Linked DNA regions of Mus musculus: region 2 is linked to region 1. A link is a loop called in an ENCODE intact Hi-C map of the cell type or tissue named here. Cell type or tissue: left cerebral cortex. All regions are shown on one strand. Links, peaks and the distances in the headings refer to the core of each region. The heading gives the core; the rest is flanking DNA.

Region 1 (7,735 bases), core at 1,283-6,282:
AGGGGGAAAGGCCCCTTGTGGGTGGAACCATCTCTGGGCTGGTAGTCTTGGGTTCTATAAGAGAGCAGGCTGAGCAAGCCAGGTGAGGCAAGCCAGTACAGAACATCCCTCCATGGCCTCTGCATCAGCTCCTGCTTTCTGACCTGCTTGAGTTCCAGTCCTGACTTCCTTTGGTGATGAACAGCAGCATGGAAGTGTAAGCCAAATAAACCCTTTCCTCCCCAACTTGCTTCTTGGTCATGATGTTTGGGCAGGAATAGAAACCCTGACTAAGACACCCACCAACCACCCTATGAGAGATTGTAGGACGGTTGTTATTCTATGATCACACATTGTATACAACTCTGCTCCCACCATGGCTATGGTGTGCTGGGACGAGCCAGGTAACTCCCAGGTAACCTCACAAGATCTCATGACAGCTCTCCCCTCATCAAGATGGGCCATCATTCCTAGTTCAACCCTGAGGAAACACGAGGCCTGGGGAAGATGAAGAGCTTAGTGAGAGTCACATAGATGGGGAAGCCTGCCAAGTCCCCAGGTGCACCCTGCCTCAGTAGCAGCACAGGAATAGCCACTCTGGAATCGATTAGGCCTGTGGAGTGGACAGAGGATAGGTGTGGTCACCTGAACCAGGTAGCCAGAGTCCAAAGGGGAGCGATGCTATAGGACTGCTATCTTCTGGTCAATGCCTGCATTAGTCCAGCATGGACATTGCAAGCCCAGGGCAGAGATGGGAATTACATCCGTTGTGTGCCACGCCCACCTTCCCCACTCCATAAACAGGTGGCTTGGTTGGGGCTTAGTCCACACTGGGCTCTAAATGCAAGTGCTCCAACATGACCACAGAGTGGGCGAGCCTGCGGGAAGAGGCAGGACTGAAGTCCCGGCTCTGCCTCTTTCCAGCCAGGATCTGGGCCAGCTCCACAGCTGGCATGGGAGCAGGAAGGCATTCAGCTCAGCAGAGAATGAATATGCACTAAACGGTCCACAGTGCCATCATCCACTCTGCCGTGTGCTGAGCTGTCAGTCCCTCTGCTGCATGTTGGGCTCTCTGATCAGTATTCAGATAGAGCGGGGATCTCTGGCGTCCCACATTCTGTCAGAAGCCAGATGCCTGAATGAGAGCTCAGGCAGATCCTAGAATGCTTAAATGACCGACCACCAGGCTCTGCAGACAGCATTAAGGAGAGTGGGGTACACACTGGCCAAATGGCTATCCCTTTATGCCCCATCTATGAACATTTCACTATCTATAATGAGGTCATAGATGTTCCGCCTGTCAATCACCCTACCAGCACACCCACTACCCTGCACGATGCCTCATGGGGAATGAACTGCAGGGCTGAACCCCCTGTACACATATGAACCAAGCAGCTCTAGAAAGAAAGACACACACACACACACACACACACACACACACACACACACACACACTGTCCACTACTGGGGAGATCACCACACTGATGGTGTAGCAACGAGGTTACTGCATCCGGCCTCTCTCACTCTAGCAGGAAACTGCACATCAGCTCAGCTGCAAGGGCTCTGGGTGTGCGCTAGCCTGGGAAGCCAGGGATATTTTGGGAGCCAGATGCCCTCGTGGGTGGAATCCCACAGCTCGGTTCCCAGATGCTGTCGAGTCAGCAATCCCTTTGCATCCTAGCCTCCCTCCTTCTCACCTACCTATCTCTAGCACGCATTTTATGATGTCTGTTAGGTGAGAATCAGATGGGGTGCCTGCCTGTCGAAAGAAAGATTAATGCTAGGTGAGGCCTGATTGGTGCCTTGACAAAGAGAGACCCTACAGCACGGCATCGGTGGCTGTATTATCAATGCCCATCTCTGGTCTGTCCCCCACATGTGTCCACACATACAGACACACACAGATGTGCACATGTGTACAACACACAAATAAACACATTTGCACACATATGCACACACATACAGATATGCACACACACATACAGACACACATGCACACATGTGCACAGACACACAATCCATACATATACTACACACATACACACACACACATGCGTGAGCACGCAAGCGCGTGAGCACTGGGCTCTGGAAACCTGATAGAGGGATATCTCTTTTTTGTCCCTGGCCTCCCTCCTTAGAAAGACAGTCATGGAGACCTTTCTGGCCTTTCAGTTCTTGTGGAAGAAGGAAAGCAAGCAGGCAGGGACCCAGGGACCCTGTGTCAGAGACATGGGTCAAAACTTCAGGCACAGAAGAAAATTGGCCATTAGCAGGTTGTGGAAATGAGAACATCAGAAAGGATCCAACATTAAAGATGGCCACATGGTGACCTGTGGCATGTTGCTTAATCAGGAACAGATAGCCAGGCACCCTGAGTGGATCTGAGGGCTTCTGGGTAGAGTGTTTCTCGTGTGCTGCATCACAGCTAGACACACCTTAGGGCAGCAGCATGGGCAGGTGTTAATGTGCTGGCTTGGGGGGATGCTGATGTTCCAGGAGAAGGACTGAAATGCTTCGATCACGATGAAGAACTGACAACAGTGACCATCCTGTTTAGACTTCCTCCGTCTGGGCTGTTGCCTGTATCTTTCCCATCTCTGTACTCAGATCCCTAGACCTAGGGCAGAGCTGAGGTACCTGGGCTGGAGGCAGCCCACTTGCAGTCTGTCCTGGCTCATGGTGTCACCTTTTCATTTGTCACACAGTATACATGCTGTTTACTAGCCTTTTGCTTGGCTTTCCCAGTTCTGTCATGATGGTTCACTTTCATTGTCAGTGTGACTGGATTGGGGAAAACCTGGGGAGCATGCCCCTGGGTATGTCAGTGAGGGTGTGTCCAGAGATGGATAAGTTAAGCACTAGCTACTCTCTCTCTCTCTCTCTCTCTCTCTCTCTCTCTCTCTCTCTCTCAATCTCTTCTTTCACCATGGATACAGTATGATTGGGCAGCTGCATGCCCACTGCATGGAGAGGAGGATGAAGGCAGCAGGTGGCAGTATCTATCAGGATAGGAGGAACTGTATCAAACAGTCCAGAGTCACAGCAACTTTGCCTAAAGCCTCAGTTTCTCTCCCAGACAATCCCAAGATGACACTTCTGGCTGTGGCATCTCCCCTACTTTCCTTAGGGTGGTCTTCTCCAAGTGTGGTGCAGGGACTGAGTCTCCTTCAACCATAATGTTGGTATTTGGGCTGTGGTCTCTGGGGTTCTGAGGAGAGGGAGTGAGCCCAGGGCAGGTGATCCAAAGGGTCTACTCCCTCACCACCCACATGCCACTATCCAGGTCTGTTCTCTAGCGTCACTCAGATGCCAGAGGGCTAAAAATGTCATCCCTTGCTAAGCAACCCCACACTGCAAAGAGTATACTAGGGACAGTCTGCCTCTATCCTCAGGGTGGTGGGAATTCTGCTCTCTATCATTCTGGGCCTCCTGATCTCCCTACCAGAGCTGCTCTGAGCTCTGAGCAATTACTAGGTCAGGAAGGTAGAAAGGGGGTTTCTACTAGGGAAGGCAGGTCTCAGATCTGCCCTGACCTGGTCTCCAAGGAGGAGATCCTTGATTTGGGTGCTGTCAGGCTGCTGGTTCATGCTCACCTTGTGTTCTGAGCACCATAGCTGTATAAACAAGCTTCCTTCTGCCTTTCTTTGAGGAATCTCAGGTCATATGCGGAGGCAGAGGAAGCCAGGAACACTTAAAGCTCAATGCTCTGTGGAGGAGGTCTATCCCTGGGGTATTAGTTGTACCCATTTTGGTATCTTGAGGGCCAGCTGAGACTGACATGATTAACCCCGTTTTGTAGGTGAGGAACAATAGAGATTGGGTTAAAAGTCAAAGCCTCCATCAGCACTGAGCCACAGGAGGGTTTTTTAGTTCCCATGAATCATTTCAACCATAGCCCTAACTGTTCTTCTTCTCAGTCTCCTATTCCTTCGTAGGCCCTTCCCTGATGTCAGAGAACATTCAGCATTGCACAGAAGACTCTGGGTGCAGATGGATGACAGAGGGAAGAGCTAGCAGGAGGGGAAGGACCTCGACTTCGCAGGGGCAGAAGGGAAAATGAGCTCAGTTCAGCACGTTCTGCTTCTATGACCTCGTGTGACCCTAGCAAGTGATATGACTCTTCCCTCTTGATGACCACGGGATGACTAAACGACAAGGGATATGAGGACAGCAGCTGTTTGTCCTCCTCCCATTCAGAGGTGGCACCCAGCTCCCAAGAACCCTGAAGTTCCATCCTCACCTCCCCCAGCTTCTCCAGGAAAATCCCGTCAGTGCAGAGATCACTGGGACCTGAGTCATATAAGGCCATTCGGAAAAGATGCGGGACGTGCTTCTTGGGTATTGAAAGCACCGTATCTGGAGTAAAATTGACTTGGAATGGGATTCTAGCAGAAGCACCTACTGCTCAACCACATGGCTTTGTGCTGCTTCTCTTTACTATGCATGTGTCATTATTCACAAAGTGAAGGCAACAATGGAACCGTCCTCATATTTTATTTGAAAATAAAAATAAAGTAGAATGATCCTTAGCACTGGGCATAAGACAAAAGTATTAAAAATACCTAAGACTTATTGTTAACAGCCTCAGCGTCGCTGGGGTACATGTATGATTCAATAAACCAAGCATATTTAAAGGTAGAGCTTGATACATTGACAAACAGATACACCTACAAAACCCTCACTACAATCAAGATGAGCATTCAGTGTCCAAACCTTTCTTGAATCCTTTTATGATCCAGACCTACAACGCACGCGTGCGTGCGTGCGTGCGTGCGTGCGTGCGTGCGTGCGTGTGTGCATGTGTGCGTGTGCGTGTGTGTGTCTGTGTGTTTGTGCCCCTTATGTGGTTAGTATTAGGTGTCTTCCTCAGTTGTTCTCCACTTTACCTTTTGAGGCAGGGTCTCTCAGTGGACCTGGGACTCATCTGTTTGGCTAGGCTGACTGACACATGAGATCTAGGGATCTGCCAGTCTCTATCTCCCCAGAACTGGGATTGCAGGTACAAGCATGCCACCACACCTAGCTCTGAAGTGGATATTGAGGATCTCAATTCAGGGCCTCATGTTTACAGAGCAAGCACTTTACCAAACCATCTCTCAGTCCACAGTATGCTCTTTACCACTGCAGATGGGTGGCATTTTCTCAAATTATATATAAATGGAACTGTAACACATGTAATCTTTTTGTCTGGCTTGATTCACCCAACAGAATTATTTTGAGATTTCTCTGAATTGTAGTGAGTGGCTGTGGTTTGTTCCCTCCTCCTCTTCCTCCTCCTTCTCTTCTTCTTCTTCTTCTTCTTCTTCTTCTTCTTCTTCTTCTTCTTCTTCTTCTTCTTCTTCTTCTTCTTCTTCTTCTTCTTCTTCTTCTTCTTCTTCTTCTTCTTCCTCCTCTTCTTCTTCCTCTTTTTATTCCTCTTCTTCCCCTTCTTCTTCCTCCCCATCCTCCTCCCCCTCATCTTCATCATCATTGTGGGTCTTAATTCCTCAATGGATACACCACAGTCTGTCAGAGTCAACACCTGGGTTGGCTCCAGACTTGAAGCATCAGCAGCCAAATCACCCTGCATCCAGTGAAGGAACTCCTTCTAACGTCCCACGCACAGCTGGCAACTTGTCCTGTTATGTTTCAATGTGTATTCAGATCAAGAAATTCTGTCATTTCTCTGACTTTCTTCCATGTTGTGGGTGATCTGAAAGTCAGTTATTGGCTTTTCTAAATCATTGTTTTCTAGATATTTCTGTGTTAACGGATCACCAACTTAGTGTTGCTGTACTTAGAGAATGAACCTTGTTAGAGAATAAATTCTGAGATAATTTTGAATGCCCTCCCTTCAATGTCACCTGTCTCTCTCCATAACTAGACTATTTATTGTGTAGTCTCTCCATAGCTAGACTATAGCAAGTCTCTCCATAGCCTAGACTGTAGCAAGTTTCTCTATAGCCTGAGGACCTGAGTTCAATTTCCACATCTCATTAGCCCCTGGTGACTGAGACATGCCTTCCTCCAGCTGCACTTCCAGGACCTATACATAGCACATAGTAGGGTTTGGTGAACCTTGCCAGAGTGAATAAGAAGGAAGGTAGGTGTTTCCAAGGTCCCAGTCTCTCTCCCTGAAATGTGCAGGGACTTTGCTGCCCCCAGGGACAATCATCCCTCTGTAGGCCATTTCCTGATGACATTTTCTAGTTCCTTCCCGAGCCACATTTTAACCACATCCATGAGTCTAAAATAACAGCCACATTTTAGAGTTTGGAGAAAAGCATTGAGACCAGACTTTTTTTCCCCACCTCAGGAAGTGAGGAGGTAAAGGAGACCAAGTATGGATTTGCACAGTAGCCTGTGTGGACCACATCTTCAGGGGGCAAGTTGGCCGCTAACATCCATTTTTCTACAGGGTAGAAATAGTGAGAGCTTAAAGGAGTCTGTCTTGTCTTCCCTGGCTGCTGATGGACTGGAGAGCAAGAACTATATTGTGGGTGCTCACAAGCATCCTCTAAGTCTATTCTTGGCCCAAGGTGAGCATCCTTCTTCCAGGGATGCCCTAATGTGTCCAGCCTCTGTCCTTGTGGTACCTGCATCCCCCCTTTCCATATACAAAGGAAGGAAAGGTTTATTTTACAGCATAATTCAAGGATGCAGCTCGCCACGGCAGTGAAGCCATGGGGACAGGACAGTGAAGCAGTTGGTCACACGACATCCACAGTCAGAAAGCAGCGAGAGATGAACTCTGTGACTCAGTTTACTTTTCTCTTTTTAGTCTTCCCCAGGACTCCAGCCCATGGAGTAGCAATGCCCACACTTAGGGTTAACGTTTCCACCTCAGCTCCCTCAGAGATGTGCCAGGGGATTGTTTCCTAAGGGATTCTAAATCCCATTGTGTTGATCTCAATATCAGCCATCACACACCAGCTCAGGGATGAGAAGAGCCCAGCCTGAGGAGGTTGCTCTGGTGAGACCTGGTGTTAATCCCTTGCTACCTGTGGCTTTGCCTAGGCTGTTTCATCTCATGCAGCCTACCTTTCTCCACCTGTAAAGCCAATAGCACGAGGTTCCTGTCAGCTTGGTCGGAAAGATGGGTGATGTAGCATCCCATCCCTACATCACTTACCTCACCCATCTCATCCCCTGTTGGGCCACTGACAACTGCCAATCACTTTTCTGAGGACCTCATCCTGTGCTCTGGGTACGAGACAATGGGTTTCATTTGGCTTCTGAGCAGATGACTAGATCCTGTAAACAGGAGTTAGCCCAGTGCTTGACTAACACCTTACAAAGCCAAACAGCCTGTTGCAGAAATACCAGTGTTACCTCTGATTTCCTTGATGCTCCATTAAAGTGAGGTCATTACCCAGAGACCTCCAGGTATTTAGAGAAACAGCCTACCAATATGGTTCCTGTCTTTTGTGCACGTGGAATTACAGTCTCCCTGGAGCTCTGTGTGTGACACATGAGTATTTTAAAAATCAAGTAGATCTTGGCTATTAGACATGATTAGAGCCAGAAAGAACAGAGTCCACTCCTACAAGACAATGTGTATGTGGGCAGGTCACATCTGGAGAGGCCTGAGTGGGCTGGAACGGCACGAGATGCATGGGGTGACCTGACAGCAAAGCGTATCAGAACTAGAGGTTGTCCCTGGGCCCGTATGTCCCTGGGATCTGGCTTAGCTGAGATGCATCAGAACCCCAAAGTCCTCATATGTCACCATCAGCTGCACAGTGTGACACGGATGATCAGAGGCCACTATTTCCTG
Region 2 (7,735 bases), core at 1,774-6,773, 200 kb after region 1:
ATAACCACAGGTCAGCACACCTACCCCATGGGCATCACGATGGGCACAGTAAACTTCCCCAGCCATATCGCTATCCTCCACCCACCGCATACAGACCTGTGTAGCAGGCTGCTCAGAAATGTCCCTGACAGACTCTCAAGTCCCTGCTTCCACCTCCCTGCTTGACGGCTCTATGTTGCTCTTTCATTTTTAGTCTGTGTTCACTTGGGGGAGGGGTATGCATGTGTGCAAAGTCGTATGCTGGAACGCAGAGGACAACTTGCAGGAGCCTCTCTTCTCCTTCCCCTATGTGGATTCTGGTGATAGAATCAACCATAAGGTACAACACAAGCCCTTACCCATTGAACTATCTCCCGGCCTACTGTGCACTTCGTAAAGATGCCCCTGACCCCACCAGAGAATTCCAAGGACATCCCATGGCTTCTAAGACAGACCATCCCAGAAGTTTGACATTTAGTGAAAATCTTCAAAGCTGCTTTTGCCAGCTTAGATGACAGACAGGCAAGCACACAGGCAGGCAGATAGATAACCAGACAGACAGAGGGATGGACAGGCAGACAGATGGATGGATGGACTGACAGATAGACAGGGAGGCAGGCAGGCAGAGACAGACAGGACTTGGTTTACAGTAGTGAGCACAGAAGATACCGTGGCAGGAAACGGGCCACAGTACTTCAGGGATTGTCCCTAAGGCTCAGTTTCACCGTGTTCCACAAGAGGCACACGCTGCTTTCAGAATGATCTCGGTAGGTAAAAGCTGACTGCGTATCAGAGGGTGGTGGCACACACCCGTAACCTAGCACTCATGAGGCTGAGCTAGAAAGATCATGGTTTGCTCTCGGTGTGACATTTGTACCCCTCCAAACCTCATCATTAACAGCATTACCAGATCCATGCTCATAGGAGTTGGGACACCATCATCTTCATGCCACATGAGCAGGAGCAGAGGCTACATTGGCCTCCAATGAAGGTGAGCCTAGTGCCCCTCCTAGGGCCAGAGGACACCAGCAGCCACTGTCATGGTCATGCTCTTGCAGCCCTGAGAGTTGGGGACCAGACAGGAAAGTCAAGGCATGGCCAGGCTTCAGGAGGCCCGTGTCTGGTCCCCAAGCTTGTTGGCTTTCTGAATTGGATCCTCTGCACTCTTCCTGAAAAGGCACAAAATCAAAACAAAATGATTTCCCTAAGCTGGGCTGCAGAGGAATCCCCTGGGGAGGGGAAGAGGCAGGAAGGTGTCTAAGTTCCCACCCAAGATTCTGATAGTTCTCACTTAGTGTATCTTGGAGGAGCCTGGAGTTTGTTTGGGGGCACTGGGGTCAGAACCCAAGCCTCTGTGCATACTAGACAAGCCCTCCACCACTGAGCTATATCCCCAGCTCAGTTTTTTAAAAACAGTAGCACAGGCTGGGGTTGGATTCTTGGTCATCCTGCTTCAAGCTCAGACTGGCGGGATTAGAGGTGTGTGCCACCACGCCTAGTTGAAGAGCCTGTGTTTTAAACAGGTGATTCAGGCAGACTGTGTACAGCCTACCCTTGCCAGCCTGGGGAGGACCAGGTCCACCCAGGCACTATGTGGATATTTTATAGCCTAATGTTTAAGATCAAACTTCTGTATCCATCTCTTCTGGAGCCAAGGAACACCCCTTCCACTCAGTCACTAAGGAAGGAGCCCAACTGTTCTGGGCCCGGGGTTATCATCCCTTAAACAGTAACTCACAGCTTCCCCACACCTCGGACCTTCCCAAGGACCATCACACCCAGCACTTCAAGGCCTGTATAACTCGAGGTCTCATGATGGCAGATGCCTAAACAGACATACAACCCACAGATACCACTCCACAGAGAAGAAACATGGCACAGAGGTAAAGTGTTGAGGTTTGGTCTGTTGCTATGTATTGCAATGCTAAATTCAAAGGTCTAGGCCTATGAGTGACTTCTCAGCCTTACAAGCTTTTGTTGTACCAACCTTGTTCCTTGATTTAAAACTATCGGTTAAATAAGATTGGCCACAGCCAATTACTGGAGGGATTGGAGGTAGGTGGGTTAGGAGTGACCTGGTTGGAGGAAGAGAGACAAGAAGGAAAGAGGAAGGAGGAGGTGGAGGAAGCTGCCAGGAAAGGAGAGGACCCATGAGTACATGGCCAGGAGAAACAGCAAGTGTCTGGGGTACAATGAAGGAGAGGTAGCCAGGCCTGCAGTTAGAAGAGTAGATTATGGGTGACCCCCAGTAATTGTCAAAGCCAAATAAAATACCCATAGTCTGAGTCTCATTTACTTGTAAGCTAGTCAGGCTTAAGCTTAAATAGTTCTCACTACAGTAAGAAAAGTGCCAAGGACATGAAGCTAGTGAGTGCCAGGGCATCGAGCCACACTCTGCCTATGTGGAACTCAGCTCCCCTAACCTCTAGGCTGTCCACCCAACCTAATTCCTGCCCCTGCAGGATTGTGCAGACACTGAAGGGAATCAGGAGAGACCACGAGATGCTGGACACGTTTTAACTACAAACCCTACACATCTTCACTGGTTCTGCCATCAAGGCTAGCCTGTGCTCCAAGCAGCACCCCTTTCTACCCCCCCCCCGACACTTGAAGCATCGTTGGCTCCACTGTGTCCTAAGGCTAAGGAAGAGGCAAAGAGATCTGGCTCCAATCTGGAAGTAATAGACAGGCCTTGCTTCTGTTCTCCACTCACAGCTGGTAGAGTTATGGATGTCCAGTTGCTAGGTAGAAGCAACACGCTCAAAGGTCCTGTGATGTCATCTCCAGTCCAAAATGCTTGCCCAGCATCCTCCCTCTTTCACAGCTGCGGCTGAGATGCAGCCGATAATCTTTCTACCTAGTGGGGACATCTCCACAAATTGCTGACTACCAGAGCCCAGAAACTTCACTTAGGCAGTGAGATCTTGGGTAAATGAAAGGATTACTTCCACCCCTTAGGTAGCTATTTTCTTCTTATCCGATCCATACAAGGTCTAGACAGCAGACTTCTCCAGACTGTGTGTGTGTACTTTTTTGTGAGAGAGAGAGACAGTGAAAAGAGAACTGTCATTTGGCCTGAGGGTGAGTGTGCATGCCTGTGTGTGTGTGTGTGTGTGTGTGTGTGTGTGTGTGTGTGTGTGTGTGTGTGTGCAAGTAGGTAGGCAGATAGATAGGTACAGGTGTCAGGGGAGGGCAGAGGACAATGTCAGCCATAATTCTTCAGGCAATATCCACCTGAATTTTTGGAGACAGGGTCTCTCACTGACCTGTAACTCATAGTAGTTTGGGTAACTGGCCAGTGGTCATTGGATTACAAGCACACCCCACTTATTCTATGCATTTGCTAGAGATCACTCTCTGTCCTTCGTGGTTGTAAAGAGAGCACTTTACTTACCCATCTCCCCAGACCCATTAAGTGACATTCTGACAGTGGTCCTCCCAGACAGAAGCAAATTGCCTCCTATCACTCATAAAACAGAATAATAAGAGAGACACTAGCAACTTATCAGTTGTGTGCAGGATGCCTGGAGCCAACAAGGTTGTCCTGGGAAGACCATGTATCTGAGACAGGAGCCATGGCAACAGCTGCCTGCTCAAGTTCACAGCATTCCTCCCAACCCTTGACCTCTCAGTTGGTCAGACCGGTGAGCACCCCTTCTCAGAAGCTCCCAGCTACTTTGAATTTTGAGGTCGCCATTCATCTTTACAAACTCCCCTTGTACTGGGAGCATCACCTAATCTACTGTGTTTGTGGGAACAGAAAGGAAGTGTCGGGATGCCTACTTAGCCATCCTACCACTGTTGCCATCACTCCCCCGGACAGTCAAGCCCCAGGGAGGCTCCAGTTCTGTGTTTATCTGTTCCGGTTACATTTCAGAAAGTCAGAGACTCGCTTCCTTGGCCTTCCGTGTGGTGAATGTGAGCTGAGACTCCATCCACCACCTGGCCATTATACCCCCACATTGACAAGCAGCCACATGGTGTGCTGGATCAACCCACAGCCCCACGCAGGCATCTCTGAAAAGCCCAGTATTCATTTCCTTCTCTCTGGCAGACAGTAACTCCACTCCAGGAATTGGCAAGCTGGGGCTGCTGAGACAAACCGGGACCATGTCTTTTATTTTTGCATGTCCTATGAGCTGTTGAGAGTGGTTTTTATACTTAGAAAAAAAATCTTTCTAGGCACAGTTATGCATGTGTATTACCCAAGCTCTGAGGAGGCTGAGGACAGAGGGTGGTGGAAGGCAAAGCCAACCTGGGCAGCGTGGGCAGTGTGATAAGACCCTGTCTCAACAGCAACAACAGCGAAGCCGTCCACTCCTCTGCTGAGCTGTACCATGGACCAAAACCAATTTTGTTATGTATGGTTGGCTGGTGGGTTGTTTGTTTGTTTGTTTGTTTGTTTGTTTGTTTGTTTAGACAGAGTCTCACAGTGTAGCAAAGGCTGGCCTTGAACTCCTGATCCTCCTGCTTCTGTCTAGGATGACAGGCGTGCATACCTGGCCAGCACACAAGTTCTGTATCTATCAGGATATAGTCAGAAGACTAGATCACATGGTAATTTTATTGAGGAAAGTTTAATATAAAGGGCTATTAACTACTAATGGGATTAATTACCACAGACTAAAGAGAATCCTAAATGAAACTGAAATGGCCAATATTTGGAGTGCAGGCAGAGTACCCAAGGGAAAAACAAATTTAAAAGACTTCCCACCATGTCCCACCCTGGCAGCCGGCGCTCTGTTTCAGGCCTCCCTGCCAAAGTGGTAGATACAGTGATGAAGCTCGCTGTCGAGGTTAGCGGTAGAAAGCAGCCCCCCCCCCCCCCGCTGTTCAAGCAAGCTTGCTGCTTTCTGCTCCCGAGGGAGCAGGACACCTGCTGGGTGATCCCCCTCTGTGCTTAGAGATAGCAATAGGCTAGGGCAGTTGTAAGAGTTAACCAGTTCCAGAATGAAGGAACCGCTGAGCAAGTGGAGTCTTTTTATCGTGCTGACCTGTGGTTCGGGCCTTACTGGGGCTGCTTGCGCCTTCTCTTTATTACTATTACCTGCAGGTTCTCATGGGTGACACCCGAGCCTTAGAGAAGAGACTAAGACTGAGATCTCAGCCTCTCCTGGGTCTATGCCCCAGTGTGGTGGTACCAAGATGCCCTTTCTACTTGTATGAAGCAAGAAGCCACTTCTCCTGTCTCTGCATCAAATACACAGGGAAACTGGACCAGAGACGTACATGGTGTCACACAGCAAGAGGGACAAAAGCTGGTCCGGGTCTTCCCGGAAGCCTTCTCCCGGCAGAAGCCTGGCAAAGATGGGAGCCATAGTCATTTTGGATCACACAAACAAGTCAACCCTTCGTGACCGCACAGCCTGCAGCTTCTCCCTCCATTCCTTTCCTCCTCCTGGTCTGAGGCCGTTGTGACCTGTGCTTTTATGATTAATCATTTCACAGTAAATCTCCACTTACTCTCCCACCAGGTCACCCAAGCTGGCTCTTTATTGTTAAGTAAATAATGCAGGTAGCTTGTGCCACGCTGTGGCCAGCTCTGAGGACCCAGTCAGTGGGAGGAGCAGCTGGAGGAACCTGGGGGAGCCACAGGCTCTGTAGACAGAAAATAATCACAAGACGACAGGTGTGTGGGCACGACTCCTTGAAAACGGGAAAGCTGTAATGAAATCGGCTTTTCCTCCAAAGCTCTAGGTGAGATTTTAAATGAACAGGATAAACTTGGGGGCTGTGCCTGGGCTCAGGGACAAGAACTTAACTTAATCTTTGCACCACTGCTTGACAATGAGACCACAGTCTACAGCCCACCAGGCCCTCCTTAATGTTAGCCGGGCTAATCAAGCCACCTGGTTGATGAGGTCCAGAAGCGCTGGCAGAGGTGCCCTGGTGATGGCCCCAATGGAGCCTGGGGAGATCTCTCCTACCTCCAGCTTCCTTCTTCTCTGATTGTCTAAAAGGAAAATGGTAGTGGGCAAGAAACCAGGAGATGGGATGCTCAGCCCATTGTGGACAGGGTTTTCGGGAGGACCTTGTCCCTTGGTTCCGCTGTTCCTAGAATTGGTCAGATGTCCCCCCACTTCCCCCTCCCAGGCCTGTACCATCAGACTCTTGCTACCCAGACCCTTCCAGGTATCTCTGCAAGACGTAGAGACCCGAGTCACTGTCTCCAGGTGGCGATGTCCTCTCCTGCTTCAAACCTTAAACCTAAGCACGCATGCCAAAGACAGGAAGTCCAAAGCTCCAACCACTCCCCAACCCTTGTCATCCTGCAACTTGCGGCTTGAAAAGGCATGCCGGTGAGTGACAGTGGCCGCCATATGCTTGGTTTCTGAATCCTCCCCGTCTCCATCCCAGGCACCAATTCCCATCTAAGTGCCAGGCGCAAAGTCCACGGGGATCATAGCACGTACTGCCCACAAGGAGCCAAAGAGAGAGAAACTACAGGGGATCTCTGACTTACAATGGGATTACTTCCTGATCCATCCACCCTATATGGAGAATACTGCAAAGCTGACCATCATAAGTCAGGTAACTGAGAACCGCCAAGTGAGGACTAGACTAAGTGTTCAGAGTGGCCCCATTTCTAGTTTCCTGTACCTCTCATGGGCTGTGATAACCAGATCCTGATTGCAAGGAGAGAAAGATTTGCTCCTGTTGGCCCTTCCTCGAAGTCCCCAGAGGGTCCTCAGAGCTGTCCCCACAGGCTGAACCAATCAAGTTAGGACCATAGGGCCAGAGTACTGCCACATAAGGGAGGGTCTGTGAACAGCAGATACATATGAGGAGGGACCTGTAGCTGCTTGAGGGAGGACATCAGGACCTAAGAAAGAAAGCCACCAAGATTAATGGCTTGTGACAAAAGGAACTGCCGAGGCTTTACAGGTCAGAGAAAGTTCTGGAGTTTGGACTCCCTCCTGGAGGGAGGTCAAATGTCAATTCCTTATCTTATTTCCCATGAGTTTTGTCCAGCTTAGTGCAGGCCACCAGCTTCCTTCCTGGTGTTCAGATTGTCACTGTCTGACAGATTAAAGCACACAGTTGATTTTAGAGTCCCTGGGACCAAAAGCCCCCACACACACCCCCCCAAGAAGCTGGGTCCCCAGGTCAGGACTCCTCTGAAGTGGGATAAGCTTGTGGCCACAGACAATTCCCTTGCAGCCTCTGAGATTGCCTTGGTTGCCAGTGGTAACAGTGTCAAGTTCACACGTATGTGAGGCATGCCCTGCTGCTCCTCACCTCTTTGCTCTCAGTGCGGTGACCGTTGGTGACCTGGGTGGGAGCAGATACCAGCCAGTGAGAAGGAAGAAGGAACATTTCAAAGTCAAACATTCAGCAGGCCTTGGCTTGAAACCACCTCGGGTTCAGATCCAGGTCAGGCAGCTCCTGCTGAGCCCCGGCTACCCAAGCCCTGTCTCCTCTCTTGCAACTCCACCTTAGCTCCTGAACCTGGGCCACGGCACAGCAGAAACCTGGAAGCTAGCCAGCATGCTCGGTGGGTAGGTGGGGCAGCATCCAGACAGCAGGGAACTCTGTGTGTCTCTGTGTGTCTGTGTGTGTCTCTGTGTGTCTGTGTGTGTGTATGTGAGCACGCGGGCGCACACCCATGTGCATTCTGGGGTCATGCAGACAGACAAATACACAATGTTGACCTAGCCTGTCTTCTCTTCAGACCTGCCTTCTCCTACTTCCACATAAGGCCTTGGCCACACCCTAACCCCCACCCCCAGATTCCTCCCCTGAAATAGACTCATCC

Evidence for each region. Hi-C counts contacts between places; a loop is a spot of excess contacts. Peaks named below come from ENCODE experiments on the same cell type or tissue, not always from the same donor. Only the 100,000 strongest peaks of a DNase experiment are listed, where the experiment ranks them.
Region 2: it touches region 1 in a loop (9-fold over the local background); 2 of 42 quality-filtered maps call a loop at or near these places.

The regions. Positions count from the first base shown.
Region 1 is chr4:131,519,877-131,527,611 of GRCm38, forward strand. No RefSeq gene overlaps it. Among named protein-coding and RNA genes, the nearest start is that of Gm831, 32 kb to the left of the region's middle. In left cerebral cortex, for the core only: a CTCF peak has its summit at 2,957 (motif pointing right); DNase peaks (open chromatin) are centred at 1,583, 3,103, 4,226, 5,122 and 1 more place.
Region 2 is chr4:131,715,293-131,723,027 of GRCm38, forward strand. No RefSeq gene overlaps it. Among named protein-coding and RNA genes, the nearest start is that of Gm42321, 8.6 kb to the left of the region's middle. In left cerebral cortex, for the core only: no CTCF peak of the experiment used is centred there; a DNase peak (open chromatin) is centred at 4,063; H3K27ac peaks cover 330 bases.